2 separate regions of the Mus musculus genome follow, and region 2 is linked to region 1. The links are chromatin loops, found by intact Hi-C in ENCODE. Cell type or tissue: gastrocnemius. All regions are shown on one strand. Each heading gives the region's core, and the rest is flanking DNA. Links, peaks and the distances in the headings are about the cores only.

Region 1 (16,685 bases), core at 2,979-10,978:
ATGCTGCAACACTGGACTGAAGGATAAGACAGATTCAGGAAGGAGAACTCTTACCTCAGCAGATTTAAGTGTGTGACTTAACACATGCTTGAACTAGGTCAATGTCGCCATCGCATAGTATATAAATATTTCGAAACATCATGTTGTCCGAGATAAATATATAACTGTGCAGTTTTTACTTCTCAATTTAAAATGAACAGTTAAAAAGAAATAATAAGGAAAAGATATTAGAATGTCAGTTTTCCCCACAAGTGTACACAGAGCAGAGACTGTGCAGGACTTGGCAAAAAGACAGCAATCTTATCTGGAAGACTGGAAGAAAGGACTCTCCAGAATCCAGCACCCAGTGGCAGATGAACCGAGGAACTTCCAGAACCCAGAACTACAAGAAAATTGATTTCTATTGTTTTATCCAGAAGGGAAAAAAAAAGAACCTCAAAGTCACTCAGAGTTCTGCAGTCCCCAGCATGGAGTTGAGGAATGTTGGCCCACAAGAGAGGAACACAGCCCACTGTTGGCATGCCTAGAATCTTCCAAGGGTTCTAAGCCCGCATTTAGTGATGGACAGAATCAAGCATTTCTCTACTGCTGTTGGTTGACTGTGTTACCATGCATGGATCTCAGCCATGGGACTGTGGAGTCTGTGCCTGGAGAGAAGAATTGAGTTGGGGGTTTGTAATGTAGAGTGCACATTTAGAGGATTAGGGGTATGGAGAGGACTTACAGCATGAGAGTCCTCACATAGACTCAGACTAGGGAAGTGGGAACACCTGTCTAGGTCAGTAAGGCATGCCACTCGGGTGTAGGGGGAGAGGACATGGAGCCAAAGCTGCCTGCAGCCAGCAGCAAGGCCAGGCAATCACAGAGTCAACAAATGCAGTGTGGGCAGATTGGCTGATTCCAGCAGAGCTGCTTCCAAGAGGATTTCAGGAAGCCAAGAGATGGACCTCAGCAGCCAATGAGCCATGAAAACGTGATCAGGTGGTCGGATGCTCGCCAAGCATGCCTGAAGCTCTGGGTTCGATCCCCAGTTTCCTATAAACCAGACACCGGACTGTAATTCTGGCATTATGGAGATGCAGCAGAAGGACCCCACGTTCAAGGGCATCCTTTACTACATAGTGAGTTCTAGGTCAGGTTCAGATACACAGGATCCTATTGATCACCACCATCCTCCAGAGAACAGACTCCAACCCCTCGCATCTTAATACTGTTTCTAAACTCTCCTTCTCTCACTGTTACTCACGTGAAAGCTGGCAAAAGACTGGAGAGATGGCACGGAGGTTAAGGACGCACGCTGTTCTTGCAGCTGCTCTTGAGCTTCAGTTCGGCACCCACATTGGGCACAACTCACAAGCTCCTGTAATCTCCAGTTCAAGAGTTCTCCTGGATGCCTGCATTCACATGGTACACATACATACATCAAGCACACACACACATACACATCAATCTTCTTTTAAAAACTAGTAAGAAATGTAGTATCAGACTCACTTACAACCTAAAGGTAACAGTTTTTTCATACGTTCCCTTTGTGGTATATAGCATTAAACAGGAAGGTCTTTTTTTTTTTTATTAAAAAGAAAGAAATTATTGAAAACACCTCATGGGAATGAAGATCTACTTGGCAAGAAAATTATGGTGTAAACTCACAGTTCTGAAACTTTCACTTACAGCAGTCTGTTCTAGAAACCATCAAAACCCCCAGTGCACTTCCATGTGCCTAGATCTGAAGATCTGTACAAAGCACTCATGGATGCTAGAGCCAGAGGCCATACTCTGTGGACTCTTGCTTTAGATGAGGACCCTACTCAGGGTAAGAAATAAGAATGCACAGACTCCTAGGAACAAATGAATTTCCATATCATAAAAGTTGCAGTGTTTTAAGTGGATGTTCAAGCATATCACTCCTCCAAGGCGGATTGCTTGGCTTCCTAGTCATTTATCATGGTTTGGAAATACTTCTAGAAACATTAAGGGCCACCTTAAATGGAATAGGTGGTCCATTGAACAAAGGTCGTGTCGGGAAGAGTGGTTCACTCATGCTCTTGAGAAGTGTTGTCATTTCAGACTTACTAACTGATGTCTAGTATAAGATTTCTTATGGGGGGGATAAAGTTCCTTCGTTTAAAAACTATTGTTTGGAAATCATGTTTTCAATATTTTTCCCCTTTTTGTTGGATATTTTCTTTATTTACATTTCAAATGTTATCCCCTTTCCCGGTTCCCCCAACCCAAACCTTCTATTCCCCCTTCCCCTGCTTCTGTAAGAGTGTTCCCCGACCCACCCACCCACTCCCACCTTTTCGACCTGGCATTCCCCTACACTGGGGCATAGAGCCTTCACAAGACCTCCCATTGATGCCCAACAAGGCCATCCTCTGCTACATATGCAGCTGAAGCCATGGATCCCACCATGTGTACTCTTTGCTTGATGGTTTAGTCCCTGGGAGCTCTGGGGGTTCTGGTTGATTGACATTGTTGTTCTTCCTATGGGGTTGCAATTTTTTTTTTAGAATTGTGTATGGAGTCATGACAAGAGCCATGTAGGAAAGGCTATGACAAGCAAGTGATGTTTCTAGAGATGACCCACAGTTTTGCATGGCTTCAGTGGGTGCACTCTGAGAGGGATGGATCCCAGAGACTTCATGCCAAGATGGCTTCTTGCTGTTGCTCTGCCTCTCCTGCCATTATTACAGCCTAATGATTCCTGGGCATCTGCCCACCCTATTGGGCAAATTTCCTGAGGATCAATATGAAGTTATACTTTCATGTAATAATACAGTTTAGATGAATTAGTGATTTTATAATTCCTGATAATGATTTATAGAACTCCTGAATTTATTCAAGTAATTTTAAGCCCCATGTAGAATAAAAAACTGCAAAAACAAGTTCTGTGTCTGCTCTAGGAAAAGAATACAGGTTTGGAAAAATTTACAATCAAGGGAAACACTCCTTCTGGGTTAGGAATAAGGCCACCAATCTCATAAACTGGGTCATAAACTGGGGATGGACACCTTATTGTAGGTGAAAAGACAGAAAATAAGTGATTCACTAGTTTATCTTTACAAGACTTCAAAATAAGACGTAAGGCCGATCATTGTCTCTTGACAAAACCTTGCTAACTTATGACATAAACTATTGCTTTAAACTTATAATGAACTTGTGGAGCTAGGAAATAGATAAGGAATATTTAAACTGGTACTGGTCTTCATGAAAAGACATGTAAACAATTTCTGCTGTAACTCCTTAAACCTTACCAGCCTATGACGTGAACTATTGCTTTAAACTTACTATGAACTTACGGGATGTAAAAGTGTTTAGAAAACCATGTAACCAATGATCCTGCTGTAAGAGTTCTACCTGATAAATGCTATGACGTAATCTTTATCTGCAAAGGTATAAACACTGAAAACAATAATAAAGTGGCACTGCTTCAGCCAGTGTAGTGTGTGTGTGTGTGTGTGTGTGTGTGTGTGTGTGTGTGTGTGTGTGTGTCTGACTTTCTTTTCTTTTCTCTCTGACTCACAGTTAACAAACTCTGAGCTTCTCTCCTGTATGAGCCACTTACCTTGCTAGCCCTGAGTTAAAGAGTAAAGAGCCCACATAACTAAGTTTCTTTTCTTCATCCCTGCTGCTATCAAGAGGAGTCAAGTTCCATGAGCCACCAGCTTTTGGCCTCAGAATAGCAAAAGAGAATCCAATAGCCAGAAGCCATCAGCTTCTTGCCTTCCTGGACTCTGTGCCCCACCTCAGGACCTGGGTGTCAAGCCCTGGACCTTGACAGAGTAGAATTACTTAAAAGGTCATTTATGGGACTAGAGAGATAGCTCAATGCTTAGGAGCACTGGATGTTCTTCTAGAAGACTGGGGTTAAGTTCCCTACACCCACATGGTAGCTCACAACTACTTATTATTCTAGGTCCAGGGGATCTGACAGCAGCTTCTGATCTCTGTTGGCATCAGGTACACACATAGTGCACACAGGTTGACAAAACAACTATATACAAAAATTTAATTTTACAAAGAGCAAGAAGGCTCATCTGGTAAAGGCATCTGCCACCAACCTGAGCTAGAGCCCCAGGACCCGCAATAAAGAAAGGTAGAATTTACACCTACAAAGTTTTCCTCTGGCCTCTGATAGTTCCTTGCCATGTGTGCTCACTCACGCATACAAATACACACAGACACACACAGACACACACACTAGATAGATAGATAGATAGATAGATAGATAGATAGATAGATAGATGCAATAATAATTTAAGTCTTTACCAAAATTCTTAATAAAATTGTTAAATATTTTTATCCCTCTCTGATAAAATTTGAGAATTTCAAAGCCAATAGCCTGTGCCCACCAGCCTGGGTGCCCAGAGTTGAATAACTTTCATCCCTTCCTTTCTTTCCCATCCAATGGAAAGTCAGGTTCATTGTCTAATCTAAGACACAAGAAATCCAGGCATGATGAGAGAGCACTCTGAAGTCACCACAAGCTGAGGCTAACCTGAACTACAGAGGCATTCCAGGTCAGGCAGGGCCTCCATTGTGAAATCTTGTCTTAGAAGGTCAAAGACTAAAACAAGACAAGACACTGATTCAAGGGGTAACTTAGTTAGTATGGTGCTTGCCAAGTAAGCAGAGGACCTTATTCTGATCCCCAGAATCCAAGTGAAAACTCGGGCATAGTGACATAGCCTTGTAATCCCAGCACTTGAGAGGCAGGCACAGGTGAATTCCCAGGGTTCACTGGTGATTAAAAAAAAAAAGTTAAACAAACTAGACAACAAGGTGAATGGCTGCTGAGATACAATAGCCAAGGTTGTCCTTTGTCCTTCACATGGACACATATGTATGCATGCACCCCCATTTCCTCACCCCCCCCCACACACACACAAGAAAATTAGATACATTGAGTGCTTAAACAAGCAACTGGCAAGGGTAACTTCTTCTTGCAGGAAGAGAAACTAGAAAAACAATTGCCCTGGAAATAACTCAGTCAGTGAGCATCCTATGCCCAACCCCACCAGATATAAATAGTGTGCACTCAATGATGCACACCGGTGCCCCCAGAATGCTTTGATAAAGATCTCCTCATAGTCATCATAATGACTTGATGTTTTGCTGAAAACAAGCCTCCTCCTCCCGTTTGCGAATCATGCCTAGAAGCCACACAAGGTGCTGGGTGCTGCTTCCTCTGCTGCTAGGTGCAGACAAGGCAGAGACTTTGCAGTCATGCTACAAAGCAGCACAAGCCCAGAAGCACCGAGTGACTGTTCCCGCACCTGTATGTTGTGTCTGCCACCTCACCATTGCTGGGCAAGAGACAATTAGTGGCCCTAAAATAAGGCCAACATTGGGTAGGATGCAAAATGAGTTTCTAATATCAAGACATTTGGTACCATTATCTGAATTCTGGCCCAGGGTAACAGGCAAGGCTCCCACAAAGCTCCCTGTGGCTTCAAAGCAGGACATCCTACCTGCCTGCACCCTGGCTTCTAGATATCCAGCTCCCATGGCACTTTTAGGCCATTCATCCTAAACCCCAAGGTCTTGCTAGGGCAGCAGCAGGGAAGTATTAGATGACACGTGAAGTTGGTAAGGTATGCAGGTGGTAAGCGCACATCACCCACAGATTGGGTGGTGACACTCACAACTATATTTAGGAGCGAGATTAGCACAACCCTCCATGGGTACGGTGAGTGCTGGTACATAGGTTCATGTCATTGTGCCAGGGAGAAGGAAACTATTGGCAACGTGTGCCATGCCAGCTGAAAACACAGTCACATAGGGAAACATAATCTGAAATTTAAAGAGAAAGGGAAAGCTAAGCCCTTGGTCAGCCAAATGGCTCTTGGTCAGTCAAATGGCTCATTGATTAGAGATAGATAGCATCCTGTGTGTCTGAAGCTCACTCGGTTATCAGCATGGAAGCTGAGGCACCAACCTAGTCCTGAAGCTGAGTGTGGGACACTGGGTGCTAGGAAGAGCCTCTCCTGTGGGCAGAAGGTTTTCAGTGGAGACATACTGTCTCACAGAGACTGCCAAGGCACCATCTGGTCTGGCCATGAGTTGGCAGGTCCTTTTAGTTAGAAATGTTTAGTTATCTGCAGAAGAAGCCTCGTATATAGCTGACACGGGTAAGACATGTGACATTCAAGATCAAAACTTAAATAAGCCCCACACTACCAGCAGAGGAGCACTTGGAGCCCACTGAAAAGAGTCACAGAGGTGAGAGAGTAGTGACTCTTGCATGGTGAACGATGCTTGTCATAAGGTTTTACTGCTGTGAACAGACACCATGACCAAGGCAAGTCTTATAAAGGACAACATTTCATTGAGGCTGGCTTACAAGGTCACAGGTTCAGTCCATTATACTCAAGGCAGGAACATGGCAGCATCCAGGCAGGCATGGTACAAGAAAAGCTGAGAGCTCTACATCCTCATCTGAAAGCTGCTAAGAGATTGCTGGCTTCCAGGCAGCTAGGATGAAGGTGAGGGTCTTAAAGCCCACACCCACAGTACCACACCTATTCCAAAAGGGCCACACCTTCTAATAGTGCCACTCTCTGGGCCAAGCTTATACAAACCATCACAATGCTCTAAGAATCAACGCTCTTTCTTGAGATATATTTAATTTCACAAAATCCAATGAGGAAGTACCATGGTGCCCATTTTATTGATTAGAAACCGAAGCACAGAAGCATGTGTAGCCATCAAAGATCACGCAACTGACTAAGCCTGGACCAGGATTTGAACCCAAGTGTCTAGGTACAGACTTAGCTACATGCTATGCAGTAATTGTTTTTGTAAACAATAAATTAATAAAAAACCAAACACGAGCCGGGCGTGGTGGCACATGCCTTTAATCCCTGCACTTGGGAGGCAGAAGCAGGTGGATTTCTGAGTTCGAGGCCAGCCTGGTCTACAGAGTGAGTTCCAGGACAGCCAAGGCTACACAGAGAAACCCTGTCTCGAAAAACCAAAAAAAAAAAAAAAAAAAAATTGCAATTTTACAAACTAACACAGGATCAAAATCTTCAAAAATCTTTCTTTTTTATTCTTCTAATGACTTGTTTTTTTGTATTTTACATGCCTTGGTGTTTTGCCTGCATGTATGTCTGCACAGTGATGTCAGGTCCCCTGGAAGTAGTATTACAGACAGTAGTGAACTGCCATGTGGGTGCTGGGAATTAAACCTGAATCCTCTGGAAGAATAGATAGTGCTCTTAATCACTGAACCATCTCTCCAGCCCAAAGCCTTTCTTTAATATTCCCCGAGGGAAACTAGACTCTGCCTTTCTTTCTCATAAGAACCGCTGGTCTAGGGATGAGGATTTTGGGACACTGTGAGCGAGTCTACTCTGGACTGCAGAAACACTGACCATGTCTCACTGACCGTGTCTGGCCCACATCTCAAGTTTCTCAAGGAGCAAGTGAGCTTCCTGACAACTGAGGCCGGAAGGCCTGCCAATGGAGAGGTGGCACGGGGCAGTGCCAGGCACCCGCACCTGCCAAGGCACTGGGAGATGTTGCCCAATGTCAGCACTAACTGACCTATAAAATGAAAAGAAGAATCTTAAGAGCTGGCGATCAAATAGGAAAGTCTATTAGAAATAGGATCCCAAGTGTGGCAGAGGGGAACATTGTGTACAAGTGACGTTAGATATATGGACAGAATTTTTTGCTCAAAACACACCTACTATGGTATATTATACATTAATATACATTAGTTTAGCCACTATGTGGAGGTTCCTCAAAAATCTAAAACTGTAATTACTATATGGTCCAGCTGGATATATATCCATGAGAATTAAAAGCAGCATTCAACACCCACGTGATATGTGGCTCTGTTCTCATTGGTCAGCCATGGAATCAGCTTAAGTGTCTAATAACAGACAAAGGCTGCATAATATGTAACACTGTGGAGCATAATTCAGCTGTACAGAGAAATGAAACTGTGGGATTTGTAGGAAAATAGATGGAACTGAAGATCACCGTGTTAAGCAAAACAAGCAGACTCAGAAACACACGGCTGCGTGCATTCTTTCATTTGGAGAATCTAGTTGGTTGGGGTTTTGTTTTTGTTTTTTTAAAGTCATGGAAAAAAAAAGATAGTAAACTCTCTGGGGTAGAAGAAGAGACCAAAAAGAAACAGGGTGGGAAGGGAGAGAATAGAGGGTAACTGAAGGGTGGATACACTCAAAATAGATCATACACGTGAGTGGAAATGTTGAAGGGATCAACTAATACTAATAGAAATATAAAACCACCTTCCATGGGGAAGGCATCATGACAGGAACTGTGGGAAAGGAGGTGACTCAGATACATCAAAGCCCAGCATGGGAGCAGCCAACACCCACAAGCACCCTGCAGTTCCACCCAGCAGTACAGTGTGGCTGGTAAAGCAGGCCACACCATGGACTGATGCAGTGGGAGCCTTAGGACAAGCTTATACTTTACACAGGGAGTTTGAGGAGCTACCATCTGCAGCCAGCCAATAAGGACAGTTATGTTGTCTTAGTGAATCCAAGGGAGCTGGACAAAGGACAAGCCAGCTGCAGGAACACGGGAGTCAAGGCAGGCCCCAGATGCCAGCCAATCCACTGCCATCCTTCTTTCAACAAACGCCAACTCCTTCAACAAACGCAACCACTATTCAGCATTATCCATAGGAACCCTATTGCTTACAGCTTCAAAGCCTACTTTTAATGATGGTTCTTAAATGCTTTAACCTCCCATCTAGCCCATCATCCATCAGAGGCAGTGGGAAAGAAAGAATATGGGGGAAATCGAACTGTCTAGAAATGATTCCTTGGAGCAAATCTCATCTGCATTGATTGTCAGGAAGTTAGCAGTTCAGTTCACAGGTCAGCAGCGGCAGCTCAATCCACTGGAAAGCACTTCAGGGATATAGCAGAAGTCCAGTTCAGTAGTGTCAGGATAGCAGCAGTGGTGGCGCGACCTAGCAGGAACAGCCAGGCCTCAACTGAGTTGGCACAAGTCAGCAGGAGGATTAGGACCGGCAGAGATGCCTCGAGTTCTTTGCCTTGCCTCTCTCCATGAAGACCAAGAAGCACTGCATAATATGTATCAAAAGATGGCCTAGTCAGCCATCACTGGAAAGAGAGGCCCATTGGACATGCAAACTGTATATGCTCCAGTACAGGGGAACGCCAGGGCCAAAAAAATGGGAATGGGTGGGTAGGGAAGTGGGGGGGAGGATATGGGGGACTTTTGGGATAGCATTGGAAATGTAATTGAGGAAAATATGTAATAAAAAATATTAAAGAAAAAAATGAGATTATGTAATATGACAGAACGTGGATGGAAAGAATTGGGGGCTCAGTCTGCATGTAGTTCCAGAACTAGCAGAGAAAATTACAAGCTACCAAGGAAGAGTGACTCCTGTATAAATAAGAGCAAACCAACAGTCCAGTTGTTGCATAGAACATACATATAATTTGTAAAAATTCCTTATTTAGGAAAAAATTAAGGTTGACTGGCATTCTGGGATATGTGTGTGTGTGTGTTATATTGTTATGACTAATTTTACTTAAACATGAAATTTTGAGCCTCAGCTGAGCTCATAACAAACCAAAATAAAAGGGAGGCGTTAGCTTGTGTCTGGCCTGTGAGCTCTGAGGCAGGTGAAAAAAAAAAAAAAAGAAGAAGAAGAAGAAGAAGCACTGCATAGCTAGCTTTACCAGCAGGCCCCTCATAGTCCCTTGAGTCCTATTTATCCTTCTTCCAAACATCACATGTCCTCCATGGGTTTTGCCTCAGCACGTGAGTCTGTCTTAGCAGAACTCCATGTAAATCTGTATCCGTTGACATCACTCTGCCAGTCGGCCTGAATCTGCGGAAGCAGCAAGGAACTGCAGCACACCACCAGAAGATTTTTTGGTGCATTTCTCTCTATAGCATCCCAACAAAAGAGGCTCAACGACGCCATGTAAGACAGACTAATGCATGGATGTCATTAGCAAGGAATCCTTCATCACATGTCCTTTCACATGCTTGCTTTAGCAGAACATCCTTTCAACTGTGTCTGCTTCAGAAAAACACTCCTTCATGTGTTTGCCCCAGCAAAACACCATCTGATGCAACTGGCTTTCCAAAGAAAAGCAACTTCAGGGTTCTCTAGAGTTACAGAGCTTAAGGAATGAATGAGAAAGACAGAGAGACAGACAGACAGAGACAGACAGAGATGGAAGATGGAGGGGCTTACAGTCCAACTAACCCAACAATGGCCAGCCATGAATGGAAAATAAACTCCCTTATCCTTAAGTTGTTTTTGTCAAGTATTTTGTTATAGCTACAAGAAAAGCAACTAATACATCTATGACACAGATTCTAAGATAAGACTGACATGGCCTTATCTTAGTTAAGAGCAGAGGACCCAGACTCAGTGTTCAGCACCTACACAGCAGCTCACAACCGTCTATAACTCTAATTCTTTGGGCTCCAACACCGTCTTCTGGCCTTGGCAAGTGATGCACAAGCATACGTTCAGACACATAAAATAAAAAGAAGAAAAAACACTTTAAGATTCTACAGACACTCAAACTGGTTGGTTAATAGAACTTCCTGAGCGTGGAGAGTTGGAATGCTGCAGATCTGGAGCCAGTATTACCTTGATGTATCTTTAATCCTCTTCAGTACCATTTATCATCTACCCTAATATCTACTTGACTATTAGCTACAAGTATATTGCAGTAAGAAGGACACCCACTGGGATTTCTAGATTCTTATGTCCCTGAACATATGTAAGGACAAAGACATAGATGGCAACATGGGCATGAGATGATAAAGAGTTTGTTGGAATTCATTGTAAAAGGCAAAAGCCAAACCCCAGGGAGGGATGACACCACTGAGAAGAAGCAGGACCATTAAAGTCAAGAAGATACTTGGTTTTATCTTTTGGGCCATTTGCTCAAAGATTCATATCTGGATAGGTAGGCAGGCATCTCACTATCTCATTAAGTAGTCAACAGCACACTGCATGTCTTTCTTGAGACCACAGGTCCTTAGTAGCTATGCTCCAGATGCTGGTATACAATAAGTCATGACCTAGTTGTTAAAGTAAGGAGATTTTGCTTTCATTTTTGATCTTCTGTCTCTACAAAAACATGTCACTGTTCAAGACAAGTCACACAGCAAAGCCAGCAACAATGAAGCAGGAATTCACCGTCTCTCACAATGTCAACAAGGCCACAGGACAGAGCACTGGAGATAGAACATAACCAATCAGGACACGGGAAGGAAATCAGGACTAACCCGGCTGACCAAATGTAGCGCTTCAGAGATTGAGTGCCTTGCTCAAACCTGCTGATTCTGCTCTCATGACATGTTGGAATCCCAGAGAGTACATAAGTCTAATTTTTATTAATCCCAGATCGTGGCTCTACTTCCACAAAATGGGTAGATTAGTTTTGTCTTGAAAGGTTTAGAAATATGTAGAGACTAAAATCCCTATTTTCTCTGACCTCTGGCTCAGAAGCAGAATACGTCTTACTCTACTCATTTCCAGTGCCTTCCTTAGAAAAATAGTTGCTACTGTTATCATGACAAATGTTTTAAAAATTGAATTATGTTCATCTGTACCATGTTTAAGATACAACTAATGAGTTTGGAATCTCACTCGAACTTTAGCCATGCTACAGTTGTTCACGCACTTAAAAAGTCACCTCCATAATAGATTGCCTAACATAAAGAGCTGTGTTTGGTTTAAAGGTAATTCCAGTTCATCTGTGGTTTATTAGCTGTGATCAGATCTGGCTGCAAGTATCCACAAGGACAGAGAAAAAGCAGAAAATCAAAGACCTCGCCTATCTCTCCATAGCCAAGGCAAGAAGATTTTTATTGAAGTCTTTAACATAGTGCTTATGCCTGTTAAAAACAAGAATATGTGTTTATGGAATGCTGGGGACACAATCTAAAGCAAAGAGTGTTGCGTCCTGTTTCCTGATGGGTACATCGGTACAGACTTAAGAACTTTGAGCTTTTGTTTATTGTGTGCTTGGGCTATAAACCAAGAGCTAGATTAAGTCCCTGTGTTTTTTAAAATCATCTTTTTGCAGAGTCACCACGTTCATTAGTAGAAGCTCCAGCTGTTAGAGAACACAACTTCATTTTCTGTACAGAGTTGTGAAATTTCTCAATAGTCGGCCCTTCCATTTATAATAATGCTTGCCTTTGCCTGATTAAAAGGCTGACAAAAAGCCTTGTCTAAACCAAGAGGGGCTCTCACAGGGATTCCTGGGAGGAAGCAAAAAAAAAAAAAATCACCAGCTCCACCTCACCTTCTATACCCTCACACACATGTTCTGTTGCTAAAGATTGCATCACACTATAGATCTTCCCTAGGATGGGACAATGACCTCTAAAAGGTCATTGGGTCCTTTTTCTGTTTTTCTGAGACCTTAGCACACAAAACACTTCTATCCAGTGAATTTCCTTTCCCAAGGAAATTAGAAATCAACCAAGAAATCACCCTATATCCTTATAGAAAGCAGAGTGTACATTAAAGCAGACACAAGCTATAGACTAAGTTGCCTGTTCTGCCTCGATGGACCTTCCCGGATGTCCATTCGTTTTCTGATCTCTCCTGCTTCAGATGAAGCAACCCATTCTTCATGACATAAAAGGATTCATGAGTTATATATTGATTTATCTCCTTACTTACCTTTACTGGAGGATCTGTGCTCTCCAGGTCTCTTCAGCCATGTGAACCTGCATCTCATACTATAGTCTAACAGACATACCATTAATGTCAGTGCACAATAATCATGCATGCAATTAACGAATAAATAAATATATGTGCCAAGTGATCTATTGTTGTTTTCTGTGATGTTTTCATCTAGCTACAAGAGGGGAAAAAAGCAAATGACAAGACTGTAAAAATGAACTCCCCTTTATAGTTCCCAAGAAGAAATGAACATTAAGTGACAAAGCATGAAGCCTATTCATCACCACCCCTTGGAGCACTGCAGTGTTTAATATAAGGGACGATTATCTCATGTTTTAACATAAATAATTACGGTAATCACAGAAACTCCAAAGTCCTTCAAATCTTCCAGGAATTTTTTCCCCTGTCTTTCTAGCATTTCTCATCTGACCTAATCAATCCTTTGACTCAACGGTTAGACAAACAGCCTAGCCTGCTCACCAAGTTTGACTTATTTTCTCCACTTCTATTATGTCCTTATTTCTCAGAATTTTTTCATTATCTTTGCTCACTCTTCCTAGCAATTCCAGAGAATTTAAGATTAAATTGAAAACAGAGAGCTTAAAAATGTCATGTAACTCTCCAGAATAAAATGATGACATAAAAACTGTGTGTACAAAGCCATCCTAGTGAGTTGCCATTAACCACTGTTTTCAATATAGTATTTGGTTAAGAAAGCCATAGCTTGTGAATGGCTCTGGTCTCTATCCTCGGGTCATTCAAGTAACATACCACTGGGCTATCCCAATCTAAAGGACAAACCATTACATACGATTGGGCTATCCCAATCTAAGGACAAATCATAGATCACCACAGCTTTTCCACTTCCTTTGGCATTATTTTCAGTTTTCTTTGTTTGGACAAAGATTTCAACAGCTCCTTGCTTTTTGTTTGCAAGTAGCTTAGATAACATATCCAGTATTCACCACTCGTGGACATAGAAGCAGAGAGCCGGCTCTCCTTGAAACAGCTCAAGAAAGATTTAGACATGGCCCCCTGTCCTGACCTTCTGACGACTTTCAGACATAACAAATACATCTCTGCATTGTCAGGTGTTTGAGGCAAAGACTAAAGCCAAGTCTGAGCTTTTACTTAGACTTTGCCCGTCAGCCTATCAACTTGCCCTCTTCCCAGGTTTATTTCCCACCTCCCGTTGGTCTAACCAGATCACACCAGGCTCTGTTCCTGCTGCTCTTCTGAATCCTCATCAATGAGTCTCAACACTGCTGTCACCTCTTCCGTGTAACTGCTGCATCACCCTGTTTGGAAGTAATCCAAGATCACTGGGCTCTCTTACTGTCTAACAGGGCTTTTCTTCTGCTCTTATGATTGGCCATGTGTGGGGCATTACCCACACACACACACAAAAAAAAGGCTCCCCTATAGAAGGCTTGGCTCACAGTTGAGGGTGCTATTGGAAGATGATTGAATCTTGGGTGTGTTAACCTCATCTGGCTTTTAGGCGAGGCCTGTAGGTGGCTGGGAGCATCAATTTGGGAGTTATCTCTTCTTTTTTTATAAACTTTGTATTGATTCTTTGTGAGTTTCACATTATGCACCCCAGTCCCACTCATCTCCCCATCTCTTCATATCCACCCTTCACCCTTGCAACCTTCCCACCCCAAAATTGGAAATGCACAAACAAATAAATAACAAACAAGGAAAAAAACCCAAAGCATAGAAAACATCTCGTTGTGGAAGCTGGAGAGCATCCCAGAGTATATCCCTCTGTACATTTCAGTGAGTCATTGGTCTGGTTAGAGATCTCTGGCTCCTGTGCCACCATCCATATTGGATCCTCACTGGGACTCCTCCCAGTTATCCTGTTGTTGTCATGGAGATCTGGCAGCTTTGGATCAGCAGCTCTGACCCTTTCATGTATCCCAGCCATCCGCAGATAATAGATTTGGGGGTGAGTCAGCTCAGAGCTCTGGATCTGGGCCTGGGTGGTAGCTCAGGGGTCAGAACGCCAGCTCTCCCTTATCAGCACCAGCAGGACAAGATCTCCAGCTCTAGCCCAGCTAGGCCACCCAACTCTACCCATGCAGGGTTAGCTCTCCTGTTCTCATAACCTCCAGACAAACTCACCTGAACTCATGCCTCCAGAGTCAGCTTCACTGTGCTGCCCAGTCAAGGTGTGGGGACCTCTCTCCCAAGTGCTTCTGCCAGTGAGGGAAAGAGCCAACTCACCCACCCTCATGATCCCAGGGCTAGCTCTCCCAACTGCCTCAGGGGGTGAGGGGTGAGGGACAGGTAACATCACCCACCAACCCACGCCATCTCACGGCAGACGAGTGGCAGGGCCAGCTCTCCTTCACTCTCATCCAGCTCACCTGCGCCCCCTCCACTAGGGCAAGCAGCTCTACTGTGCTGCACAGGCGAGGTGTAAGGCCAGCTCACCCACTCTCATGACCCCAGGACCAGCTCTCCCACACTCATGGGGGGAGGGGAGACACTTGACCCACACCTCCACCACTGTGCTGTCTGGGTGAGGTGCAGAGCCCAGTGTCACCTGTGAGAGGTGGAGCCAACTCTTCAACTCTTCTGCACAGCCCCTGGACACCCACCTGGTCCACGGCAGCTGCCCCAACCAGGGATGTCCCCATGTTCTCTAGTGGTAATATGAGACATGGCACCCAGTGGCAACTCAGGCTGGGGCCTCACCATGGCCCAGGTCGGGGTCTGGCCACTCATAACAGGTTACTCCTCTCCACCCTCGAGTCTCCACTTCTCTTTCTCTTGCATTTGTCTACCATATATTGCACATTTTGGTGGCTCCCGCTTATTGCACATTGTGGTGGCTCCTACTGCAGGCATGAAGTTGGTGAGCCCCTGGGTGACATCCTCTGGCAAGCAGGTGTCTACAGCTCTCCTGTGTAGGTCTGTGGGTGACATGGGCAGTCAACAGGTCTCTGTCTGTCTTTCTCCTCCCATGCTCTGCTGCCTGGAAGTGACTTAATTTTTTTTTCTTTTTTATATGCTAGGCATAAAACAGCTTTGGCCACCATCCCAGAGATCAAGCTAGGATGAACAAAAGACTGCCATCCACTCTGCCCCTGACTTATATAAGAACACCACCAACAAGGTGTCTCTTACCCATTGCCAGGATGCTGGAAGTATCTTGTTTTGAGACTTTTCAGCTTTCTCTGCTTCCTGGTTACCAGGGCATAAGCAATTCGGCTGCACCAGGTCCTTCCATCACCGTGGTGCTATGCCTCACTCCAGTTACACCACAATGGAGTAAAGCCTTCAATAAACAAAAACCCCCCAAGTCATGGGCCCAAGTACATCTCTTCTCCCTTAAGGCACCTGTCTCAGGTGCTTTCAGGAGTGATGCAAAGTGACTAACTCACTGCCTTAGCCAAGATCCATCTCCCTGCATCCTCACACCTCATAACGCATTGTTCGGCTGGTTAAATAATTAGATGTTCACACTTGTGAACTACCTGTTACACATCTAGGATTCCACAAAGGCTGTGAATAGCGAATACCTGTTATCTCTTTTGGATGCCAAGGCAATGGGATAAATTGAAAAGTCGACAATGAGACATCAATTCCAAAAGGTCAGAATCACAACTCCCACTTGGTGTCGGTTCAGGTGACTCTATTCATGCATATGTGTGAGTTCAGAGCACAGTGCCTGAGTGTCCACATAACAAAATGTACTGGATGACTTCAAAACCTGGTTAAGCTTGAAAAAAAACATTACCCAAGATAGTTCATGAATGTATAATCAAACTTGAGAGCTACAAACACAATTGGGAGAGTATTCTGCACTGGGATTGGGAAAGCCAGGAACATTTCGGGAACTGGGGTCTGAGACGATAGGAAATGAGCTACAGAATGCTAATCTCGGGAGTCGTAAGCAAACAGAGCAAGTTACAGGCCAGTGAAAAAATTCTGGAAAGGTAAGTGCATAAGGAAAGTGAGATCCTTACTCAGGAAGATATTCTCAAGATCC
Region 2 (16,685 bases), core at 5,701-13,700, 87 kb before region 1:
TTCTATTTCTGACTTGGCCACCGATACTCTAAGTGGCCTTGGCTAGGTCATTTGAGAATTTGGGGCAATCTGGACTCCTAGTCCTCGGGGACTAGCTCTCAGGACAGAAAGCAGAAAGGGGGTTGTTTCTCAGTATGCTGAGAGCTTGCTTTTATTGCCAAGCAGACCATTGTCCTGATGTACAATCAGTAGTCAGTAGCTAATTACTATCCAATGAATATACAATAACCATGTATCAGTCAGAAACAAAATGCAGTTGGGAAAGAGAGGAGGAGCTTCAAGCAGCTCCCGTGGTCATTTTCTCTCGTTGATGACACCACTCAACAGTTAATCACGTTGTCACATGCAATCTCTCTATGGGACCTCACTTTGTTTGGCTACCTGGGACTTCACAATGGAGTCCTTTAGCTTCCAAAATATGAATAACCATGCCTGGGTGCCCTGTCATGTCATGCAGAACTGTGTCAAGAGGCCCCCCTGGCCATACCTTGAAAGTCATAAGACAGCCCCAGGCCCTTCATATGACAGAGCCTCTCTGTGAAGGCCAGCTAAGCAATGTGAATTCTTTTCAGTCGCTCAAATGGGTACAGCCTTTCCAGAAAACCCTTTGTCATGTGTTGGCCCTCGGGAGGAGCAATGAAGAAAAATAGGCAGGCCTGTGTGTGAGTCACAACACTGTTAGTAACCATGGAAAACGGTGAGCAACCTCACTGGTCACCAACAGCAAACTGGTTCAATAAACTGGTAAATGCAGATGCCACCCTACAGAGTTTAAGAGCTACTAAAAAAATCATGCCTCGGTGAAGGCCTGAAACCCCACTCCCACCCCAGAAAGCTGCTGAATCATCGATTCATGCAAACACACCAAAGACTACATTATGGAAGGTGATTGCATATCTCCTTGAAAATGGAATACATAAACAGGCATAGAAAAAGAAATAACACTGACGATATCAGCACTGGGAGCCGACTGTGGATGGCTTATATTCCTTATTTGATTTATTAGTCTCTGCAGTGTAAGTCATGGCAATATTCAAAAGCTGGAATTCTGTTTTAGAAAGAAAGGTACAGCAGCATCCCTTGTGATTGCAGGCGCTGCTTTCAGGATCACTGAGCTCATTAGTGAGACAGCCACTCTGGCTGGGGACATGAAGACCCAAAGGACAGGACTCCACACTGGCTGTGTGCCACTACCTGAGTTGACTTGAACAGACACCAGTAGCCTAGGGGCTTGGGGGTGGGGAGGAACGGCAGCAACCTTTTCATTCAGAGACTCAGAGAAGAACAAATAGAGACGGGATCTAATTTCTTCCTAGCAGACAGAAAGCACACAGCCCTGCAAACTGTAGGGCAGCATAGATAGGTGCCACAACCTCTGCAAAACCCTGAAACCCCAAACATGATTGCAGAACCAGGCAGAGGGATGCAGACAACCTTTCCCCTGTCTCCTGGGGCCTAAACAGCCAGACCAATTTTCCTGCCAGATGTTCCTTTTGAGACCCAAAGGAAGGCAATCTATTTTCAAGAGAAGAGAGCAATGGAAAGCTGTGATCCCTCCCTCCTGCTCACTGAAAGGGAACATCTATGACAGAGAAAACCAACAGCCATGGGAACCTTGGTTTGTTGATTCTGGGGACAGCAGTGGGGGGGAGGGGGAGAGTGAGTGGGCGTGGTCAGAAGGACAACAGGCCAGTGGTGGTGGCAGTCCTGAGAGAGTAATTGTGTCAGTGGATGTAGGGGTCTGGCATTTCCCTGTGTGAACTTATTTAATCTTCATAAGAACCCAGAAAAGTAAATAGCATTGTAAAGCAAGAGATGAAAGAAAGGCCAGAGAGTTGCTTCCTTGGTAAAGACCAAAAACTGAAACCCAACTCCAGGAAAACATTTTTCTACTAAAAAAAAAAAAAAAATTCAGGCACACACCTTTAATCCCAACACTCAGGAGGCAGAGGCAGATGGATCTCTGACTTCCAGACCAGCCTGATCTACAGAGTAAGTTTCAGGACAACCAAAGATAATCAGAGCAACCCTGACTCAGGAAAAAAAATTAAATAAAAAAATAAGACTTTTCTGGGTTTTTATGAAGATTAAGTAAGTTCACACAGGGAAATGCCAGACCTGTACATCCACTGACACAATTACTCTCAGCCCTGGTGATATTTATCCAAAAATTCTGATTTTTTTTAATGGGCTGATTCAGCCCTTGGTTTTCTTCCACACGTGGCCTTAAGTTGGTTCTAGAGATATCTACAACACTCCTTCCAATACATTTAATAAACTCAGTATGCTCTGCACTCCTCCTACAAAAAAACAATAACAAAAAAAAAAAAAAAAAAAAAAACCTCAAGATCTTCCCACATCAGCATGAGATTCTTAACATATTTTCTCTCCACTTCACTAAAGAACCACTTCACTTTCTAGGAGCTATTTTTCATCTGCCTGGATGATGTGCCCGGATCCAGCTCTTACCGTGTGGGAGGTTTTTACTGTCATCCTCTGCAAGAATACCATGTAAGAATGTCTACCCTGACCCTACACAAGAGTGTCTAGCTAGAAAAGGATGACAATAAAATTTGCACTTGAGCTTTTGTAGAGTGCTTTGCTGTGTCATGTGCCCCAGTGATGGGTGGGGGTGGGAGAGACACACACAGAAAGGAGAGAGAGAGAGAGAGAGAGAGAGAGAAAGAGAGAGAGAGAGAGAGATCAAAGGTATTTCTGTCTGGAGATGATGAACCTGTCTACGTGTCCAGAGAACCCTCCCACTCAGGTTATATATGCATATGAAGACAGGACTCTCCAAAAGGCTGGTGCTCTGGGCTGCAAAGGAAGTATGGATATTCAATGGCCAGATGCCTCCTGAGTTCCAGGCACAGGCCCTGGCACGAGGGTATCACTGGTGCTAGCACACAAACCCTCCAGCTGCCATGAAGGGGCTCACAGACCAGTCCACACCCTTCCATAGTCTTTCTTTCTTCTTTCACAATTCTATAAGAGCCAATCCCATCCCTCTTTCCAGGAACCAGGCATTTTCAGATAACAAACCCCAAACTGAGAAAGGCTACAAAACAGAACTCTCTAGTCACAAACTAAAGGGGTCCATGGTTCTTCCATCCTCCCTTCATCCAGGAAGGTTCTTGTTTTAAACATCTGTGTCAGCCAGAAATACAGGAAAACTTAAGTCTCTAAATCTAACTGGGTGAAGCCAACCGTAGAGTGAGACAGAGGGTGATACTATTCTATATATGTAGACATGGAAAGCTGCCAAGGTTTTCTAGTAAATGAAAAAAGCAATTTGTAATAAGACAATGCAGCGCACGGAGCACAGTTACCATGTGTGCCTAGGATAAGCTCTGAAGCGGTCATAGAAGATGTTCACATTCTGCAACCAGTTCCCTTCAGTCCCTCTCCCTTGAATGTGAACTGGATTTAGCAATTCCTTTTTAAGGAACAGAACGAGGTAGTGGTATGGGACTTGATAGACTGTCATAAAGTATGACATGTCTCTCTTCTTGCTCTCTCTTTCCCATATTGCCTATTTGGGGGTGTGTGGGGGCAATCAACAAGAGTATCTCTGTGACAAGGACTAAAAGCCTCCTGCTAACAGATACAAGTGGGCCACCTTCGAAGAAGCTTCCAAACATTCCTAGCTAGATCTTCAGAGAAGAGAACTGCAGCCCCTGCCAGCATCTAAGAGCCTATGGGGTTAGTACCCCCAACTCCCAAGTTCCTGAGGCACAGACCCTGTGAGATAATATTTGTTCATTGTAATCACATCTTTAAAGCCACAATTTTTGGTGCGATTTATTTGCAGTAATGAGTAACTAGAATGGCCATAAGTCATATGCTCATATTTAAATGTGATGATGATGATAATAATAATAATACCTTACCCTGGCCGGGCGTGGTGGCGCACGCCTTTAATACCAGCACTCGGGAGGCAGAGGCAGGCAGATTTCTAAGTTCGAGGCCAGCCTGGTCTACAAAGTGAGTTCCAGGACAGCCAGAGCTATACAGAGAAACCCTGTCTTGAAAAGCCAAAATAAATAAATAAATAAATAAATAAATAAAAACCTTACTCTGTTAGTCACTGTTTGACATCCATCTAATATTTTAAATGACTGTGTCGGGTAAATATTATCATGTTCATTTTACAGAGATGGAATCCAAAGCCTATAGAAAGGACCCAAGGATGTATAGCTATCTATAATTATTTATAGCCTTTTGTAATATACTACACTACTCTACTATTTATGTGTATGAGAAAGAGACTGGGATGTGCTATATGCAAAAACTATGAAAAGAACATTAAACTGATTAGTACAGTTACTTCTGAATGTGAACACAGAATAGAGAAGGGAAAACTTCTTTTCTTTTTCTACTTCTGTATCACACAGTGACTTGGATTGGTGTCTTCTGTGACTTGCAGAAGCAGATGGGGGTGTTCGAAATCTCTTCTCTCCTCCAGCCCCACTAACCCTGGCTTCTTCCTTTCCTCATAGCCCCTCACTCAGCTGGAAGGAAACACTCCCCTAACCAAGGGGTTCTCTCAAGGCATGCCTCAGGGTCCCACCCCTTTCTCCACAGCTGCCTGCACACTTGTCACCACGGGATGCAGTGTGCCCCACATAAAGACCCCAAGTAGAACAGTTGACCAGGATACAGAAATTCTATTCTTGGACTGTGCCTCCAGTTCAGGAATAGATTCTGAGGTCAGAGCGCTCAGGGTCTCTCCCCCTTGTGACTGGAAAAGATCATGTGCTCCCTAACCCTGTCCTTGTCACCATAAGAAGATATATTTAGTGTCTGGCCTGAGAGAGAGAGCTGTCACTGGAGCCTGAATGTGAGGCCTATCAGTCACTCTGGGGGACTCATCACAATCCACTCCTATCTGGTTTCATAGCTTCAGCTCAAGGAGGGGGTGATAAGGGTTATCTTTCTGATGTAAGACAGGATCAGGTGGGGCTGCCTGGGTAATAGATGGCCAGGAGTGCCTGTTATTCGAGCAATCACACCCTCAGCCCCCATCCCTTCCAGATGGCTTCAGTACAGCTAGGAGTTCACCTCGCTTGTAGGAACAGGATGTCTTATATGAATTCCAGATACCTTGTAGGTTACATCTGTGTGGAGTATCCCCCTCACCCCTGAAGGAAAAGTCAACAGGACTCAGATTAATCCAGACTCAAGGCTCATCATTTCTTCAGCAATAACCACAACAGACCTCATTAATCAATCCCAGTACTTATTCCACTACCCCCCCCCAACCCTATGTCCCAAAATTATCCATGGAAGACCATCCCTAGAAGTCTCTATCAATCAATAGGAGTTGTTCCCTATGATGAAAACTGCGAGCCATAGTTGGGCTGAAGGACAACTGAGAAAGACATTAAATAGAGTCTTGATTAGGGAAGGGGGTAAGATGGTGCCAGTTTGGAGCTTGTTGGAGGACCCACCATCACAGGGAGGACCCAGCAATGGCTGACTATTGCTCTTTGGACATGTAAGAGTCAGTATAGGACAGAAGAGCTGCTTCTCCTACCTTGTGCTCCTAGGAAGTTCCTTTCTACTCTGGTCCTGAATTGTCCTACCCATAAGTGAATAGGTGTACTGTAACTCATGTTACTTACTATGGTGTGGATTCCATGACAACCTGCCACACGGCCCCATCATTTTCAGGATCAAGTGAGAGAGGTTCCTATGGACTTCTCAATAGTCATCCTTCCTTCTTCATTAGCCAAAGAACTCTAGTTCGTAGCAGAACAATTGCCTCTCAGTGGCAATAAATTCCCCAGGCTGCGAACAAGACTGTGTTCTACCCAGTGAGGGTAGAAGAAGGGACATGGAGAGAACTCTTAAGAGCTTGGCTGGCTGATGTAATAAATAAGACAACCTCTGCCTCTAAGTAGCATAGACTCCAGCCCAAGAGAACTAAAGCAAGATGAGAGTCAGTATCATGACAAGTACGTGCTGCAGACAGAAAAGTCTCCATTTCATCAGTTATTTCAGATGTTGTATCTAGTCTTCTGGGAGGAGCAAAGTGACTAGCAAAACGAACTTATCTACTCAACCATCAATCTCTATCGCATTCCATATTCTACTGAATTAATCATCAGCTAATTCAATGTGGAATATACGCCTATCATGCTTGCATTCCAGAAGCTACAGCAGAAGGAGAATCAGGAGTTCTGGGCCTGCCGGGGTGGCGTAGTATGATTGTATCTCTAAAATCAAAACAGGCTGGTGAAATGTCTCAGTGGACAAATGCACTTGTCACCAAGACTGACAACCTGGGTTTGATCCCTAGAATCTACATGATGGGAAGAAGAGAACCAACTCTTACAAGTAACACTCTGACCTTCATGCATGTGTCATGTACACACACACACACACACACACACACACACATACACACACACAAACACACACATACACACACACACAAACACACAAATACACACACACAAAGACACACACATACATCACACATACACACACATACATACACACACACACAGACATACACACACACATACACACACAAACACACAAATACACACACAAACACACAAATACACACACACAAATACACACAAAGACACACACATACACACACATACATACACACACACACACAGACATACACACACATACACACATACACACACACATACAAACACATTAATCAATCAATCAGTCTATTAATTAGTTAATTGATTGTGTACCCCACACAATTAATCTGTTAACTAATAAATAGTTATTACTTTATTAATATTAATCTATTTGTTAATTAATAGGAAAGCATATCTTATATTCCCACTTGGCAACTAAAGGCACAGAGATAATGACTTTCAAGCAGGTTCTGCTCCCCAGTTTAGGACAGTCACCATCCCTTCTTATTGCTCATGTACCAAACCACCTTATCCATCTAATTGCCTCCTGCTTGGTTCTGTAAAAACCTGTGCTAGACGCTAGATCACAAAGAAGGGTCTGGTGTTCTCTTCACCATCAGAAATAAGCACTTATTGAGCAGTTATACATTAGAAAAACAGATGTGAAATATAATGGGCTCTAACATCTACTGTGAAGCCCTGGGTTGGTATATGAGGATAAGAGAGAAAGAAAGGGAACAGGGGATGAGGAGGAGAGTTCAAAAACCAACAAAATCCTATTTCAGCTGTCTGGGACCTGCATGCAATGCTGGAGCTCCAGCAGCCATCTTGGACTTAGGAGGGAAGCTGCACACAGGAAATATGGGTCAGACTTGTGGAAGGCGTCTGTTCCTGATGAGTACACTAAACAGCTACAACTCATACTCTGATAAAAATAAAATCTTATAAACGAGGATTCTTATTTTGCATTTTCTGTCTCACGAAATAACTCTTATCCTACAACCACAAAGCTCAAGGCCAAATCTCAGGCTTTCCCCGTGAGATCTTCCTGTGGGAACTTCCACAAATTTTCTACAAAAGCACAATCAAATTGCCAATCAATAATACCAAGTACACCATCACTTACCCTAACCCCGGCGGCAAACGCAGGGATGGCTCCAGCTACTCCACAGAGCTGTCCCAACACTGATAAATTTAATCCTGCTTAGCATGTTCATGGGGTTGCTCTCAGTGATCAGTTAGTAGGCTAAAACCCAAATCGGTCATTCTAAACAGGAAGAAAATTTCATTAGCATTTTTCATTTGTAAATGGAAGTAAAAATAGTTTCCTTTGCATACGATTGAAGGTCTGCTTTGTTAACTTTATTAAATACCGTTTTTTAAAAAGACAGTTCCAGCCTTATCTAATTGAAGTAATACATCTAAACCTTTCATACATTGGAACATAGGTAGTGTGGACTAGATGAAGCACCGACTGCTAATAATTATTAATAGCTTCTTACTGCCCTGAGTAACCTTCTACCGGAGCTAGCACACTGGTTCATCTGTGGCTTGGTATGATTCATTGCCCGTCATCTTCTGTGGAATAAATATAAGAAAAGCAGTGAGAGTCAGTGAGCCATGGAAGCAGATTAGTCTTCAGCCAGAGTGATCCAGTTTCTGGGAGTGACAGAACCAGCCCTTACTGATCGGGTACTGGAGAAGGCCCCTGAGCTTCACAGCAATCCTCAAGAGCCTCCTCGTTCTCCCGTCAGAATCTCAAGAGAAGCCTCCCCTCACACCAACAGTGATGAGCGGTCCGCCCGTGTCCCTGGTGGTCTGACGTCACTTCATATGCTTCTGTACTGCCGTACATTCGTTCATCCCAACTCATCATCATTCAGTGTACATACATTGGCGTGTTTCCACTGTCAGCCTAAGTGTGTGAGTGGTCTTTTAGCTTCTAAGGGTTCCTTCAAGCTGTTACTCTCCAGAGACAATATGGTCCTCGTTCCAAACTAGTAAGGAAAGCCATGATTCTGTGTTCGTTCCAGAGACCCATCCAAGTTGAAGAATAAGCTAGTGGGGGGGGGGGGGGAGCTCACAGCTTTGAGATCTGGTCCAAGCAAATCTACATCAGACTTCTAAACCCTGAGCTTCACTTCATCTTCTGTGAGTAGGAGATATCAGATCCCATTATCTTTTTTCCTTCATCCATAAACAAATAACTCTTGAACTCCTAGTGTTTATATGCCGGTCACTGGGATCCACAGTGACAGGGGATGAGAAAGGTCTCTACCCATTGAGCTTATGCTGGAGTCATGGAGAAAACAGAGAGTAACTTTGGTGATGAAGATGAGCGTGGAGAATGAGACAGGACCTTCGTGGGTGAAGAGGAACCACTTTTGACAAGAATGGCCTTTGAGAGGTAGCCATCAGTTTGAGAACTGACAAAGAGAAAGAGCCAGCCGCCATTCTCCAGGAAGATAGCAGAAGAAATTTGTTACAAGGGTGTAGAATTTTCGTTGAGGAAATAGTCAGGGCTGTAACGTGGGGGCATTGAGTGGCCCACAAGGAGGGGACGTGCTGTTTTGTACTGTGATGACATAGAGCCTTTCCTAGGCCTGTCTGTCATGGGACACAATTTGACTCCTTCTCTACAAACATTATTGAGTGCCTACTGCATGCATCCGAGCTCAGCACTCCTAAGGCTAATCGGTGCTCAGAGCCAAGTGTCTGGAGGCCAAGAGCAGTGTATCCTGACCCTTCAGGGCAGCAATGACAATGACAAATAGAGTGGGATTTGGATGCTCTCCCCTGACTATAAGAGGAAACAGACGTCTGAGAACGTCTCATGTTCGAAAGCTTAGGTTTCACCAACTGTGCAGTTTCTAGACGCTGTTCGCTCACACGGAGCGGGCAGGGATCTGGATTTAAAGATTGCCCTACTGGACTTCCAGGCAACCCATTTGTCAGCCAGCCTAGATCTCAAAGCCCAGCATACATGGGCAGCTTCACATACCTGGCAGCATCTGCACAGGGTGGACTAGCCTGACAGGCACATTAGAGTAACGGGGACAACCTAAAAGGCTGAGGCGGCAGTCAAAATACCTAGGTGACAATCCCAGCCAAGTCTCTGGGACTCAAGACTCTGATAACTCTTCAGGCACAATCCTGCCAAGGGAGGGCTAAGCATGGTGGGCACTGCTCACCCAAAGCATCCCTGGAACCCTCAGGGAAAGCACCCCCATCAAGCCACCACCTAAGGCCTAGAAGCTTTCCATCTCAAGGCAGCTGATTTCAAGTTGTTGTTCCGTGTACCTAGCAACTCAGCTGGAGTTGAGCAGCTAAATCGGAATCTTGGTCCTATGTGTTCTTCCCTTTTGGTACACTCGGGAGGAGGTAGAGATTGTTTCTCACCTCATCCAATGAGACAAGAAAGTGCTTGGTGAACATTAAGCAGCTATGGAGAGTTGGGAGTCAGGGAGACTCCTTGCACAGTCCTTAGCAGATCTCCGCTGTCTGCATAGTCTCTTGCCCTGAACCTTGATACATCTATTCTCCACTCCAGGACTATTGTGAAGAATACTTACCTGTCACATGACCGCAGCTATCCCTGGAGTAGTAGTATAGCTCCCCCACCCCCACCCCACCCCCGCTGACTACCTTAACCCTGAACAGCAACCATCTTTTTCTCAGCCTCAACAAGAAGTCTTGGCTCTAGGCCAGCGGACTGGGACGAGTGTGTGGAAAATGTGAGGCGCTTTTCCTTCTTGGGAAGAAAGCCAAAAATGGAGTTCTCTGGAATTCTATAAATTATGCGCCCAGAGAAGATTGAAGTTTACAAAGGAAAAAGGAAGAAACTCCCCCACTATTTGCTTAGTGAGCTGGGTCAGCCCAACTAGTGCCAAAACCCACGTACTTGGCCCATGTTGCTATGTTTGCAAAACAGGCCCATGTTCCAAGAGAGACCAGAGGCCTATACACAGCCAGCCAGATCTCTCTTCAGGCTGCTCTCTGGCCTACTTCAAAGTCCCTTGGATCCCCAAAGTCTGTAGCTTTGTTTCTTGGGCCTGGAAGGCTGAAGCTCAGAGAGGTGGAGCACAGGAGATCTTTCTGCACATTGGCTAGGCTTCACTCTTCCCTGTTCTTCCAAGTTCCCCAGCCTCCCTCCTCCACTTCCTCCTCCTCCCCCTCATCTCTTCCCTCCCTCCTCCTCTGCCTCCTCCTCCACTGTATAAACTCCAAGAGTCAGGATGGCTGATCAGCCTATATCACCTCGAAGAAACCTTCCCTGGTCCTGAGATAGGGTCAGTGCTCTTTCCCAAGGGCCCCACAACACCTTGTCTGTGTCACATGGTATTACTAATCTGGCCATAGTTAGTCTTCCATAGTCATCTCAAAAGCAGAGACTCTCTTGCTGTGGCATCCTCAAGTCACTCTCTCAGTAAAAGAGTCAGTAAGTACCCTTTCTGGCCTCCTATGAGCCACCCTGGGACCTGTTCCCAATTCAGATAGAGAATTTCTCCCAGAAAGAGAAAGGCATACTGGCAGTTGTGCTGTGTTATGTTGTGTTGTGTTATTCTGTTGGGTTGTGCTCCGCCCTGTCTGTCTAGCCCAGTCTCCCATATATCTCAGCCACATGGAAGCAAACTCCAAGCTTTTTCTCACTAGCCTGTCCACTGCTTTTCTCACCATCTCCTTGGTGCCCCCAACCTCTCACCCTTCCTAGGCAACCTTTGAAGAAACAGTCCAACTTCTTCCACACAGAAACCGACCTAACCCTCCCACCCATTCCTCCCCTCCCACTGAGTAGAAACCTGTTGTCACAGACCCATGAACCCCTTTGCCATGCTTACCTCTGACCTCCTCACACTGACTCCGAAGGTCAACCCCAGATCTCAGCTACAGGAGCAGCCCCTGCCTTCATCATCCCCACCCCTAGTCCCTAATGCAGTGCTTGGCACGCTATCACAGCTGTCAGGAAGAGCTTGCTGAGTTAATTCATTCACTAGCACGCAGAAGATAATAATAGCATTCGATGTCACCGGCAGAGTGAGTGCAAAGATTCCAGCAGAAGCTATGCACAAAGAGGAAGAGACCATAGCTGTAGGCTGCAGTGACTTGTGAGGGGGAGGAGAGAGAGATGTAATGGAGGGACAAGATAATTAGCAACAAGACAGAAGGATGGAGGACAGCCTAGGGCAGCAGGGGAAATGAGAAAAAATACAATCTATATCCATATATTCTACCCTGGAAAGGGATAGGAGAGGGACCCTGAAAGAGTTAGTGGGTTAGTGGGAAAGAAAAAGTGTGGATTTGATCAAAATAAAGTCCATTGATACATGATGGAAAAATAACACTAAAACAAAAACTTGGGAAAACCCAACCATGCCTTTAAATCAAGTCAGATCCAGGTCTATTCTGGCTTAAAATGCCAGTGTCATCTCAGTGTTTATGAAAATCCTGGAACATTTTATCCAACCCTGTGAGGCCCATGCATGCATCCCAGCTCTCAAACTCTGGAAAAGGGGAAACTGAGTCCCACGGTAACTTTTATAGGAACGTTATTTTTTTAATAAGCAGATTTATGTACTATTTTTGCTACAAACTTACCTGCCTTTGGTTTGAAATCCTTAGTACACCTTTCCAGAGCTGCTTTCTCATGCAAACAAAGCCCCAGGGGCCTCTGTTGTATAACACAGGCGAGGCTTTTGTTTGTTTGCGTTTCCCCCACAGTGACCCATTTTTAAACTGCCCTATTTAATGCTGTAGGAACCTATTCTGGGATTGTTTATCTTCTAAATTGTTATGGAACCTTAATGTTATACTCTTCAAATGAGATCCACTGAGAACCAGGAGAAGAAGGGGGACTTGTTTTTCCTTTTGCTAGCTGCTGTGGCCCAGCTTCAGGCCCATCCCTGGGCCACGGGTCATCTGGAAACATTTCTGCCTACACAGAACATATGGTCTGAGAAAAGAAGGGGGGTGTACTCAATAGCAGGTAATTATTTTGAGCCAGGCACTGCCCTGATTACTGAATCTTACTTTCTCCCAAGATCATAAGCAGTAAATATTGTTACTTTCACCTTATAATCAAGAAAACTGTGGCTGAGAGACCAAGGGCTCACCCAGGTCTAGCCACAGGTCAGAATAGGAACCATCCCCCCCACTGTGCTGTACAAAAAAATGGGAGGAGCCACACAGTAAAGGGAAACCACTTCTGATTGCCAGGAGAGAGGTGACCTCAGTTCCCTAACACATCCCTTGCTTCCACTGGGCATGGCGGTTGTAACCGATGTGGTCCAAGCATTTTCCTACAATCCTATTCCCTATAACAACCCGCGGGGAGGTGATTCAAGTCCACCTTGCAGTGAGGGGTCTTTAGAAATGCCCAGAGAGAGTAATTAATCCATGCTGGGTCCCATAGAGGCAGAATTAATGTTTCAACTTCTTCTGGGTTTGTGCAAAGCCTTCTCCAACTCTCCTATACCCTTAAAAGAAGCAATGGGCATGAAGCTATTCAGTTGATCACTATAGTTCTGGGAGGATCATGAAGAAAGAACCTCACAGACAGTACTCAGCAGAGAAGGGCTGGTCCTGAGGTAGGAAGCCATCAACCAAGGAGTACGCATGGCTCCAGCTGCATATGTAGCAAAGAATGGCCTTGTCGTGCATCAATGAGAGGAGAGGTCCTTGGTCCTATGAAGGCTCAATAGATGCCCCAGTGTAGGGGAATCAAGGGTGGGGAGGTAGGAGTGAGTAGGTGGATAGAGGAACGCCCCCATAGAAGCAGGGGGAGGGAGGATGGGATAGGGGGTTTCTTTGAGGTAGGGAAACCGGGAAAGGGGATAACATTTGAAATGTAAATAAAGAAAACATCCAAGAAAAAAGAAAAAAAGAAATATGTGCACAAATTTCAGTTTCCAAGAAGGTTGACAAAAATATACCTGTAAGGCTGGGACACATAAGTCTCATGATTCATTACATCACAGGAAAGCAAGGGCCCTTCCAGCTGTCACCACCAACCCCTAGGCAGCAAGGCTCAGTCCCACAGGGGAGCCTGGGCCAAGATCAAATTACCCAAAGCCATGACTCAAGTCAATACAGTTTAAAATAAGTTAAAAAGCTATGTCATCTGGTTTAGGATTTTAAAAAAATGTTATAAAAACAAAACAAATATACTAGTTAGAACCAACAGGGGAAGTCGGAGATGGAAGCCTCAAGAGAATGCCATCAGAGTGAGCAGAAAGACGGGGAGGCAACTGGTAGGAAGCCTGGTTCAATTCCCCAAGCCCTGGCACAGAACAGGTAGGTATTTACAACATGTGCAAGAGTCCTTCATATTCCAAGTCAACTGTGTGCATTTGGGAGAGTGGAGATGGAGTCAGAGAGGGTCAGAAAAAAAAAAAAGAGAAAATTAAAAACAGTGCCTTCAACTCCTTGGGGTATGATGGCGCTGTGTTCCATAGCTCTTTTTCCTGAGTGGAAGCAAGAAAAGAAATCTGCTGTCACTGAAACAAGTCCCCTCACATCCATCTTATCCATCCATCAGGTGCCACTAAAGGTAGTCGTTATCCTTATAGGTAAGTACTTTTCACCCACTGTAACCATGAAATGCAAGCCAGTGACTCATCTGGTGGTAGTGCTCACCCAATAAAAGAACAAGACAGTGGACTGCTGTGGACGTCTGTGATGGACCAAAGGAGCCTCCCAAGTGAACCTCAGCAAACGTTTCCTCACCTGATGGAGTCACGGGCAAACCTGACTGCACGTGGCTTCAATCTTCCATGCTGACTTTGGACTTGCTGTTAAATCAATATAGTGACACTGACTGGAACCCTTGCTGCTATGGAGCATCTGCTGAGAGCTCAGGGGCCAGAGCTAATGTGAAGGGACATAAATAAATAAATAAATAAATAAATAAATAAATAAATAAATAAACAAACAAACAAACAAATAAGAAGTGGTTCCATTTTTAAAATAAATATAGCTACGTTACTTGACAGTAGCAATTAGTGTGGCAGGATGACCCAGCTGCAGGGTTTCAGGATGATTTTCAGGAAAGGAAAGAAGGAAGCAGGGATGGAGGGAGGGAAGCAAGGAGAAAAAAAAGGAAGGGGAAGAAGGAATAAGGGGAGGGAAGGGAGGTGAGGGGAGGATAGAGGAAGGGAGGGAGAGAGGAAAGAAGGGATGGAGGAACTAAAGGAGGAAGGAGGGGAAGAAGGAAGGTAGAAAAGTAGGGAGGGAGGGAGTTAGGGAGGGAGGAAAGAGAAAGGAAGAAAGGAAGGAAGGAAGGAGGGAGGGAGGGAGGGAGGGAGGGAGGGAGGGAAGGAAGGAAGGAAGGAAGGAAGGAAGGAAGGAAGGAAGGAAGGAAGGAAGGAAGGGTGAGCACATTTTTTTCCCCAATTGCTTCCTCTTTTATCCCATTCCAAGAAATCCAAGGCTCTCTTGCTCCAAGGAAGAGTTAGGGCCCTTTGTATACCAAAGACAAAAACATTAAAAATGTATGTGGGCTACAGTGTACGTCTGATACATGTATACATTGTGTGTTTAAATCAGGGTTAACATGTCCATCTCCTCAAACATGTATCACTTTTAATGTTCATTGTCTAGCCCTTTACAATACACAGAGCATTCTTGTCCATCATCACTCTACTGTGCAATAGCATCTTACTTCTATCTGTTGCTTAGCATCTATGTCCCTGCCCCTCTCTCCCTCCTAGTCTGCCTAGCCTCGGCCACTTTCTACTCTCAATTTCCATGAAAGCACTTTTCTGTGTTCCACAAATAAGATCATGTACACCCTGTTTTTCTGAGCTTGTCCAGGATTGTTGTAGTTGTTGTTTTGTTGTTGTTGCTGTTATTTTGCTTCTCCTTTTTCATTGCTATGCTTTCCAGTTCCGTCCACATTGCTGCAAATGGCAGGACAGTGTTCCTGGATGGCTAAGCAGTATTCCACTGTTCCTGTCTACCACACTTCCTCCACCCATTCATTTCTTGGCCATTGTGAATGACACTGTAGTGAACACGAGTGTACAGGAGCCTCTTTAGCAGCCCGACTTTGTTTCCCGTTGGAATGTATGATATGCCCCCACATCAGGATTGCTAGCTCAAATTATAGCACTGTTTTTAGTGTTTTGAGTAATTTCTGCATTGTTTTCTTTTTGATAATGGTTAGAATGTCTTATGACCACGGTAGACTCTTAAAAGAGAGGACAATAGATCCTGGAAAGAATAAATGGTGAGCAAAAAGCTAGTGTTATAACTAAATACGGAATAAATGGCCCCATGACCTCCTATATTGAAGGCTTGATCTTCAGCTGGCAGCACTATTTTGGGAGGTGAGAGAAACCCTAGCTGAGCCCACTGGAGAAAGTAGGTCACCAAGGATCTCTCTCTCTCTCTCTCTCTCTCTCTCTCTCTCTCTCTCTCCCTCCTTCCCTCCCTCCCTCCCTCCCTCTGTCCTTCCCTCTCCCTTCCCTCCCACTCTTCCATCCTTCCCTCTCCTCTTCCCTCCCCCTCCCCCTTCCCCTCCCCCTCCCCCTTCCCCTCCCCCTCCCCCTCCCCCTCTCTCCTTCTCTCTCTGACGTTCTTACAAGGCCAACACTAACAGAAGACTTATCCACTTACATGTCTATGTATAAAAGCTGCTGAGCTCCAACACATTACTTTCTGGGATATAGAACATGGAAGGACTCCTAGTCTTTACCATGATCCGCACAGCTTGTACTCCACTGCGCGCCGTGGTAATACTTGCCATGCCTTGCTTCAATCTTCCAATGAGCTATCAGCGGTTTTGGGATGCCCTCTCCTTCTCTGTAAACGATTGTTGGAGATGACAGCCACTGGGTGGTCACTGTGATATTGTCATCAGAAATTTGGAGAAGTCCCACCCGGGATACAAAATGTTATCAGATAAATTGAAGGCTCCTTCTCAGGGTTCTTATCTCTTTAGTAAAAGAATTTAAGAATGGACTTAATATGAAGCTCAAAGAACAATTTTATTAGAATTTAAAGAGGAAATCGCAGAGCAGGAAAACTGTTCATTTCAGCAGCTACCTAGTGGAAGGAGATGTAGAAAGAAATCCAAACCCTTTGAGTTAGGCCTGTGAACAACAGCCACATCACAGAAGGGAAATAGCTTTGGAGAGAATGAAAAAGCCCCAAGTACCAGAGAAAGCAAACAAAGGCTCCTGCCAGCATCTAAAACACAGAGAAAGAAAGAGGAAGAAAGGGTTACAGGCAAGCAAGAAAACGTAATTTATACAGCAAGTCCACACGTCGAGCTAAACTAGGAAGATAAACTGAGGAGACAGT

Evidence for each region. A loop is a pair of places that touch in the nucleus more often than their neighbours do. Peaks named below come from ENCODE experiments on the same cell type or tissue, not always from the same donor. Only the 100,000 strongest peaks of a DNase experiment are listed, where the experiment ranks them.
Region 2: it touches region 1 in a loop (6-fold over the local background); 2 of 42 quality-filtered maps call a loop at or near these places.

What each region holds. Positions count from the first base shown.
Region 1 is chr19:36,768,235-36,784,919 of GRCm38, forward strand. It overlaps LOC115489052 (a small nucleolar RNA gene), which reads right to left and starts at 15,836; the gene lies at 15,696-15,836. In gastrocnemius, for the core only: no CTCF peak of the experiment used is centred there; DNase peaks (open chromatin) are centred at 6,015 and 7,486; H3K4me3 peaks cover 265 bases; H3K27ac peaks cover 5,139 bases.
Region 2 is chr19:36,678,015-36,694,699 of GRCm38, forward strand. Hectd2os (Hectd2, opposite strand) reads right to left here and starts at 11,465. Exons shown (of 5, transcript NR_033510.1): 1 at 11,225-11,465; 2 at 7,513-7,653. In gastrocnemius, for the core only: no CTCF peak of the experiment used is centred there; DNase peaks (open chromatin) are centred at 10,121 and 10,276; H3K4me3 peaks cover 2,333 bases; H3K27ac peaks cover 7,643 bases.